2 separate regions of the Homo sapiens genome follow, and region 1 is linked to region 2. The links are chromatin contacts, found by Hi-C in ENCODE. All regions are on one chromosome and are shown on one strand. Each heading gives the region's core, a stretch centred on a gene start or an enhancer-like site at or near the end of the contact. The rest is flanking DNA. Distances are from core to core; before and after follow the strand shown. Region 1 holds the start of DCP1A (decapping mRNA 1A). Region 2 holds the start of HEMK1 (HemK methyltransferase 1, mitochondrial release factors N(5)-glutamine).

The links. Hi-C counts contacts between places; a loop is a spot of excess contacts on that map. Pooled maps may share reads with other maps.
Region 1: a loop to region 2 is called in a map of OCI-LY7, with 10 times the contacts of the local background. The contact joins the promoter of DCP1A here to the promoter of HEMK1 in region 2. A Hi-C loop is called at or near these places in 1 of 168 maps with a recorded cell type or tissue (OCI-LY7), 1 of 37 single-sample maps with no recorded cell type and 7 of 50 pooled maps.

Annotation. Positions count from the first base shown.
Region 1 is chr3:53,345,327-53,349,769 of GRCh38, forward strand. It overlaps DCP1A (decapping mRNA 1A), which reads right to left and starts at 2,217. Exons shown (of 10, transcript NM_018403.7): 1 at 2,057-2,217. The coding sequence starts at 2,191. RefSeq lists enhancers at 1,225-1,815, 1,816-2,406, 1,942-2,711.
Region 2 is chr3:50,567,344-50,571,792 of GRCh38, forward strand. HEMK1 (HemK methyltransferase 1, mitochondrial release factors N(5)-glutamine) reads left to right here and starts at 2,179. Exons shown (of 11, transcript NM_016173.5): 1 at 2,179-2,231; 2 at 3,588-3,989; 3 at 4,367-4,449. The coding sequence starts at 3,762. It overlaps C3orf18 (chromosome 3 open reading frame 18), which reads right to left and starts at 404. Exons shown (of 6, transcript NM_016210.5): 1 at 120-404. RefSeq lists a silencer at 36-545 and an enhancer at 1,984-2,103.

The DNA.
Region 1 (4,443 bases), core at 967-3,466, 2.8 Mb after region 2:
AGTTAATTTTAAAAAAGGAAAGGAATGAAACTTTCTTATAGGATACTTTGTTTCATCACTAGGGAGTTTTCGTACATTTTGACAACTAGCAAATTTTGTGGTTAAGAATTACTACCAAACAAAATCAGCTTGTTATTTTTAGAACTTGAAGAATCTTGAATACTGAAAGTATACCCTGCCTCAGTGTAATTATTGGAGGCCTTTACCATAGTTCATTTTCTGTGACAAGAGTGTATTTAGGTTTTAAACACAGTTCAGTGTTTTTTAAAAAATAAATAAGCTTATTAGTCTGCAATTTACAGCCTACAATGGACCTAAATATTTTACTGTAATCAACGCATTATTAACATTTTAAATGTTAGTCATATATTGAATGTGTTGGGATTAAAAAATTTAGAAAATTGATCATCTCGATTTCTTCCAGAAGTACTACCCTAGCTTAAATATCATTATTTTCCTTCCTAAGGATTCAGAGGCTTTTTCTTACCTTTAAAATGTTAGGTTATTACTATAAGAAACTGGTAATCAACTGTCTTACAGTAAAAGAAAATTTGCCCACCAAAAAACATCATGCAAAGTTACAACTCACTGTAAAATAATAAAGAGGGAAAAGATTTTTGTCATGCTCTATGTGCCAGGATCCAAATAAACAGTAGCAGCTTATTTTTCAATTCAGGTTATTATAGCTTGTATTTCATATTTAAAACAGAACTCCACAATGTAAAATTTTAAAATATTGAAAGCCTTTGTGAAAAACTAGGAAAACTCTAGCCCCAAGTCTTCACCATTTGTCGGCAATCCATATTTCAAAATTTATATATAGGCCAAGAAAAGAAAAAAGATTCATAAAATTTCAAACTAAGGCAATGTCTAAAATAGCTACATTTAAAAAACAATCTACAATTTTATTCCTTGTGGCTTCCCATATCTCCTTCTCTTCCAGGAGGCAAAGATAAACAACGTGATTATAAAAACTCTTCATCTGAATTAACTGTTCATAAATGCCAAATGATTTTCGATAAATTACTGATAAATATAATCTATGCAACTGTATTATAGGGTAAACGACATACTACGGTCATCTTCCAGAGTTCTGTCAGTTTAAGGATTTCGTATCTTATTGAAATGTGAACTCCAGTCATTGGTGAATTCAATCCAACAAGCATTTACGTATTACTTTCTAAGTGTAAAGCCTGTAGCTGAATGAGTTAATTAGGAAGGGTCAATTACAAGAAAGTGGGAAATTATGCTTTTTAAACAACTAACAAAGCTTCAAGCAGGGGCTAACAAGAATCAGTGAACACACTGAATGTGACTTTTCGGACCCTCCCCAGTGCACGAAAGCCAGAAAGTACTGAGTCCGAGGGGAGCATTCAGAGATGACATCACCAGCATCATAGATGGAACAAAACACATTTACAGGGTCTCTCTTGTTTGTACAAAGGTCTTCGGGGATCCAGTGAACACGGAAGCCCTTTTCCTAAGTGCCTTGGAATCTTTTCCGAAACTCTGTGTAGTTCGATTAAAGCCGGACCCACCCACCCCCTCCTTCCAAGAATCGAAACTAATTGGATTTTAAACTTTAAACCCAAATGACCTCTGCGACAGGGGCTCTCATTTACGTTTGCCAGGGGGAGAGGAGGAGTGTTTATTTTATAGATAATGTACATATAATTTATCTAATAATCCGCAAAGCCTCAAACACAAGCTTTCAGGCACCCTTTTGACCCCACCGGTCTTATAACTCCCAATGTATCTGCAAAGAAGGCAGGTCGCCCACGTCCCCAGACCCGACGCCAAGGGACTGATCCTGCTCCAATCCTCCCCTCCACTGGCTTTTCCTTGGGATGTCTCGAGCCACTTCTCTCACTCCTATCCCCCAATCCCAAGCGGACCCGACACCCCTCAGGCTCTGGCTAGGCTCTTGGCCAGACCCTGGCCTCGTCTCCACCGCCCTGGCCTCTTAGTGTGCCCCCCCACCCCACAGTAACCCGCGCGGCCCCTTTAAGAGACGGCAGCGGCCGGGTGGCCGTCCTCAGGGCCAGGCGGCACTCACCCACTGGTTGGCCTTGGGGCAGAAGGTGTACAGAGCGACCTGGCCCGTGAGGTCTGCGATGCTGGTGATATAGGGGTCGTGTTGCTTCAGGGCCGCTAGGCTCATCTCCTGCCCAGCTCGACTCAGCGCCTCCATCTTGAATCCCAGAGCCTAGCCCCTCTGGTGGGGGCGGAGTCGCGGACAGGAAAGTGCCATCGAGGCAAAATTCCCCCATCTGCGTCAGTCCCCTCAACTTCCGCCTCTACGCGGGCCTCGCGGCAGGGCGGTACGTCAGCCATTCTGGTCCGCCGCGCGCACGCTCCGGGCGCCGGGTTCCGGCGTTGTCAGGGTCCGCGGCCCTACGATGTGGGCGGTGTCCAAGGCTGCGTAGTGGAGCTTGCAGGCTGGAGCTCCGGCGCTTCCTTTCCCTGAGCTAAAACGACTGGGTCCTGGGATCTGGCCTCTAGCTCGCCTGCCGAGCTCTTTCCAGGCAAAGGTTGGAGACCGCCGAAGTGCCGGCCTCGCGGTGCGCTGTCTGGCAGGGCCCGGGGCCACAGAAGGAAAACATGTCTGTGGAATGTGGAAATGCGGGACTCTACCGGGCCCGTTTAGAGAGCACAGAAAAACATGGGGGAAAGGGAGAGGCGAGAAGCCCAGAAAATTACCCTAGGTCTCAGATATGGATGTGTCGACCTAAAAGGAAGAAGACTCTGGGGCAAAATAAATGCAAGCAGAGAGTTTATTTGGGCCAAGCTTGAGGATTGCACCCCAGGAGCATAGATTCAAGTTGCCTTGAATATATACACTGATTAGCAGAAGGTACAAGTGGATTTTTTTTCTTTTTTTTTGAGACGGAGTTTCACTCTTGTCGCCCAGGCTGAAGTGCAGTGGCGCGATCTCGACTCACTGCAACCTCCGCCTCCAAGGTTCAAGCGATTCTCCTGTCTCAGCGTCCCCAGTAGCTGGGATTACATGGGCGCGCCACCATGCCCTGATAATTTTTGTGTTTATAGTAGAGACGGGGTTTCGCCATGTTGGCCAGGCTAGTCTCGAACTCCTGACCTCAGGCGATCCACCCGCCTCTGCCTCCCAAAGTGCTGAGATTACAGGCTTGAGCCACCGCGCCCGGCCCTTTTCTTTTTTTCTTTTTGAAACGGAGTCTCGCTCTTTTGCCCAGGCAGGAGTGCCGTGGCACAATCTCAAGCTCACTGCAACCTCTGCCTCCAGGGTTCAAGCGATTCTCCTGCCTCAGCCTCCCAATTAGGTGGGATTACAGGCGCCCGCCACCACACCTGGCTAATTTTTTCTTTTTCTTTTTCTTTTTTTTGAAATGGAGTTTCGCTCTGTCGCCCAGACTGGAGTGCCGTGGCGCGATCTCAGCTCACTGCAACTTCTGCCTCCTGGGTTCAAGCGATTCTCCTGCGTCAGCCTCCAGAGTAGCCGGGATTACGGGCGCCCGCCACCACGCCCAGCTAATTTTTGTATTTTTTTTAGTAGTGACGAGGTTTCACCACATTGGCCAGGCTGGTTTTGAACTCCTGACCTCAGGTGATCTGCCCTCCTTGGCCTCCCAAAGTGCTGGGATTACAGGCGTGAGCCACTGCGTCTGACCCACATAAATATTTTTGTCCAGCCCTGGGAAGAGTCCATGAAGGGTTTAATTTGTCTTGCTTCATTTAAAGCATTAAGCAGATCACTCATTTCATTGGTAAGTGTCTGTTGAGCATTTTAAAGCGTTTGAAAGAGTTAGGCACTAGCTAACAAGTAAAACAAATCATGGAGACTATAGGGAGTTCTATCCCCGCCAGACTTCTTAAAAAGCAACATTTCTTTCGTTAAAAAGGTCATGGAGGCTGGGCGTGGTGGCTCATGCCTGTAATCCCAGCACTTTGGGAGGCTAAGGTGGGAAGACCGCCTGAGGTCAGGAGTTTGAGACCAGCCTGGACAATATGGTGAAACCCCGTCTCTACTAAAAATACAAAAATTAGCCGGGCGTGGTGGCGCACGCCTATAGTCCCAGCTGCTTGGGAGGCTGAGACAGGAGAATCACTTGAACCCGGGAGGCGGAGGTTGCAGTGAGCCAAGGTGGTGCCATTGCACTCCAGCCTGGGCGACAGAGCAAGACTCAAAAAAAAAAAAAAAAAAAGGGTATGGTAGCTAGATGTGTGGGCTCACGCCTGTAATCCTAACACTCTGGAAGGCCGAGGAAGGTGGACCACTTGAGGTCAGGAGTTGGAGACCAGCCTGGCCAACATGGTGAAACCCCATCTATACTAAAAATACAAAAATTAGCTGGGCGTGGTGGCACATGCCTGTAATCTCAGCTACTCAAGAGGCTGAGGCATGAGAATAGCTTGAACCCAGGAGACGGAGGTTGCAGTGACACAAGATTGCACCACTACACTCCA
Region 2 (4,449 bases), core at 929-3,428:
GAACCCGCATGCTGTTCTCCACCAGGTCTCTCAGTCCTCCCTGCCCCAATCCCCATGCCCGCCTCCGCGACCCTGTGATGCCTCCCTTCTTGCACAGGAGCAGTGACCTCAGCACTTACTTAATCCTCTCCCGGCGCCGAGCTCAGTTGGAGAGGCTAGGGGTGGTAGTGACTGGCAGGAGGCCGGGGCGGGGGGAACCCCCAAGCCCGGCGTCTGGGGCTGCGGGTCCGACCCGAGATCCGCCCTCCCTGCAAGCCCCGAGCCGCTGGCCAGGCCCGCTACTGCGCACCAGCCGCATCCGCGAGCGCTGGCTCTGCCGGCCTGAGCTAGGGTGGGTAGGGCCGGGACCCACGGCGGAGGTGGGGCCGGGCCGAGCAGCCTCGGGGGATCCCCGAAGCTACAGCGCCTTGCCTCCCTGCACGCTCCGCGCCCCCGGCCTCCGATTGGCTGTCGGGCCTAGAGCCCGCCCAGAATTGGACCGTTCGCTTGTCGCTCGGGTCTGGCTCCACCCCCAGAGGGAGCCTAGAACCTGGTCGCAGTTTTTAGAGACTACCCTCACCCCGTGGCCTGCGCCGAAGTTGGGCGGAGGACAGTGGGTGGCCAGGCCCTTCCGGGCCAGAACTCGGGACCCCTGCCAGCTACCCGTGCCAGGACAGACTCAAGCCCCCAAAACGCGGATGGATGTACAGAGGAGACTTGGGGAGAGCACTGGACTGGGAGTCCTTGGGCCTGCACTGAACTCTGGCTGACTTTGTGACCTTGAAGAAACTGCTTTTCCCTTCCTGAACCTTGGCTTTCTACTCAGACGGGTCCTCTGGTGTGAGGGTTCTAGACGAAGATGGGGAATCTTCGTCTACAGAAGTTGAGAGTGGGGTGGATTTATTATTGGGCACCCCGACCCAGGCAAGTCTACATATACCCTCACAATAGCTTCCATCCACGGCATGATCAGCTCAGGGAAGGAGCCCTCAGATACTCCTGATCCGCCGGTTTTCAAAGTAGTTTATGGGAGTCACCGGGTAGCCTGGTACAAATGCAAACGCCCCTGTGTCTCCCGGTCTGGGAAGGAGGCAGGGAAACAGCATGTTTAATAGCAGTTTAAGGCCGGGCGTGGTGGCTCACTCCTGTAATCCCAGCACTTTGAGAGGCCGAGGCGATGGATCACCTGAAGTCAGGAGTTCGAGACCAGCCTGACCAACATGGTGAAACCCTGTCTCTATTAAAAATACAGAATTAGCCGGTCGTGTTGGCTCACGCCTGTAATCCCAGCTACTTGGGAGGCTGAGGCAGGAGAATGGCTTGAACCCGGAGGCCGAGGTTGCAGTGAGCAGAGATCGCGCCATTGTACTTCAGCCTGCGCAACAAGAGCAAAACTCCGTCTCAAAAAAAAAAAAAAAAAAAAAGAAAAAAAGAAAAAAAAAGTAGTTAACAGTGTTCTAGTTAACAGTACTTTCTGGTGGGGAGATGTTGACAAGACACACTTTGCGAGACGCTGCCGAGTATTTTATAGAAGGCGCAACTGAGGTCCAGAGGTCCCAACACCTGGAGGAGTTGCCAATAGAGTCAAGATTCGAATCGGTAAAAGAGCGGCCCCTGGGGTCTGGCCGCCAGTCGGCCGACCCCCTGGTGGGCTCGGGCCACTGACCTCGGTAGGGTCACGACACTGGGACTGGACCCCAAAGTTGGACCAGCCTTCAACACTGGAACCCGCCCATGCACAGCTCCACCCGGCCCCCAGGCTAAGATAGACCACGCCCCCGGACATCTGGTCCCCGCCGGAACACCCGGGCCCTCTGGTGACACGCCCCCTTTCCGGCAGGCTACTGGGCTCCGCCCACACACCTCCCGGCCTGGTTCCTAAACGCCAGCTCGGAGCAATCCCCTTGGGCTGGAGCCAAATCCCTGCTGTGATTTTAAGGAAGACCGGCAGGTCCGGGCCCCCAAGGGTCAACCCCACACACATCCCCGCACTTTCCTGTATGCAGGCCTGCGAGCGTAGAGGGAGTGGAATTCACAGCCTCCCCACCCATCCGCAGGGGTCTCCTGGGAGGAACCCACCAGCGATAGGAACACTGAAGCTGGGCTACGGCGTCCGCCCGAGCCTTTTCTTAAAGGCGCCGACCCCGGAAGCGGGGCGTCCGAGGGAGCGCGCGACGGGCCACGCACGTCCGGGCGTCCAGTTCGGGGCAGCTTCTCCGGCTGGTGGGTGGGTGGGGCAGCCTTTCAGGCAGGTATGCATGGGAGGTGGGGATCGGAACGGGGTGTTTCGACTGCAACCGCCTGGAGACCTGGCCGGTACCATTCTCCATAGTGCAGATGGGGAAACAGGGTTGGAGAGAGGGGGCCTCATCTGGGTCGTTAACAATGCGGTGCGTAGCTGTGAGGGAGTTTACACTTCTGACTTCGGGCCTTGGCTCCTGGGACGGCGCACTGGTGCAAGAGCCGCTTCTGGAGTCTGGTGGACTCGGGTTCGTGTCTTGCCTGGGACAGTCTTTTTTTTCTTTTTTTTGAGACGGAGTCTCTCTCTGGCACCCAGGCTGGAGTGCAGTGGCATGACCGCGGCTCGCTGCAACTTCCGCCTGCTTGAACTGGGTTCAAGCAGTTCTCCTGCCTCAGCCTCCCAAGTAGCTGGGACTACAGGTGCGCGTCAGTATGCCCGGCCAATTTTTTGTATTTTTAGTAGAGACAGGGTTTCACCATGCTGGCCAGGCTGGTCTCGAACTCCTGACCTCGTGATCCGCCCACCTCGGCCTCCCAGAGTGCTGGGATTACAGGCGTGAGCCACCGTGCCCAGCTTGCCTGGGACAGTTTCTACCTGAGTGACGCTGGGCAAGTCGCTTCCCTTCTCTGACCCTACTTGTATCTGAAGATGTGGCACTTAGCAGGTGCTTAATAAACGCTAGTTTGGACTTTTATCTGGAAGCAAAGGGGACCGCTGATTTTAAACCTTCAGTTAAACTTGCTTGTGACCTCTTTAAATATACAATTGTAAATTTTTTAGTTGGTGGTTTACGCTGATGTCCCGGATTATAGGTTAAATTAGGAGGAAATTTTCAGCATGTACATCCATGACAGTACACACACAATGTCAGATTCAAAGCTCCCAATTAAAGGCAATCATCTGCCTCTTGTAACATCAGTTAAGATCATGTAACATCTGGTCCCTGCTGTGTGTTGAGCTGCCTCCCAGGCCTTGGATATTCATAGACTAATGCATTGCTTGCCATGGGTTTGGTGTGATTTTCCCCCATCTTATGGATTAAGAAAGTGAAAATCAGAAATAATGACTTGCTCAAGATCACACACGCTAGGTTAGACACAGATCTGTCCTGTCCCCACATATGTGCCCTAACCTACCACCAACCCGTTTATTAGCAGAGACTGAGCTATGGGCTCAGCCCACTCCAGCTAAAAATGTGAAGAAAACGTAAGTGGCCAAGACAAGAATGATCAAATAGGTGGGTAAGGCTCTAAATGGAGTCAAGGGGGTGTCAGAGCAAGAGCACAACTATTCTCAGGCAATGTATTGGTAGAAGGGGGGGTGTCATACAAGGCTCACCTGCTTTCCTGGTTCCTCTCACTCCCAGGGTGGCAACCAACTATATCTGAGGACCAGAGCCATTTTGGGGCACCAGAGCTTGTGACCTCTCCATCTCCACCCAGCTGGGTCCAGGGGCCACTCTCAGCACTCACCTCAGCAGCTGACATCATAAAGCAGACTTGGGAACCTGGAAGCACTCTGGAGAACCTTTCCCTGAGACATGGAGCTTTGGGGCCGAATGCTGTGGGCCCTCCTGTCTGGCCCAGGGAGGAGGGGAAGTACCCGGGGCTGGGCCTTCAGCTCATGGCAACCCCAACCACCTCTGGCTGGGTTATCCAGTGCCATAGAACTGGTCAGCCACTGGACTGGGGTCTTTGAGAAGAGGGGTATCCCTGAGGCCCGGGAATCCAGTGAGTACATCGTGGCTCATGTCCTTGGAGCCAAAACAGTTAAGTTTAGTGTTGTCAAGAGGACAGGAAGAGGGAGGAGGGAGGACTTGGGGAAGGGATATCCAGGTTTTCTGTTCACTAAGAGTGCTTAGCTGAGACTGATGGGATTTTTCTGAAGGAACGTCTTAGCGCCTGGCACACACTGTAACAGTTTGTTGGATGAATGAATATATCTCTGCCTAAGTGTTCTGGGATAGACACCTGGAAGCCTGGTGTTAGCTGTGTAACCTTAGGCAGGATGCTGCCCCCTCTGGGCCCAGATGATGAGAGGGTTGGGCCTCCAGACCAGTGCTGGGCAGGCATTATCCACATAAGACACCTGGGTTGGGGGCCTTGGGCCCAGTGAGCCAGCCACTTATATTCTCTGTGGGGACAGTTTCAGAGCCTGAGGCCGGCACTTTGGACCCAGCCCTTGACCTCTCAGCAACTACAGTGTATCCGGGAGCTGAGTAGCCGTCG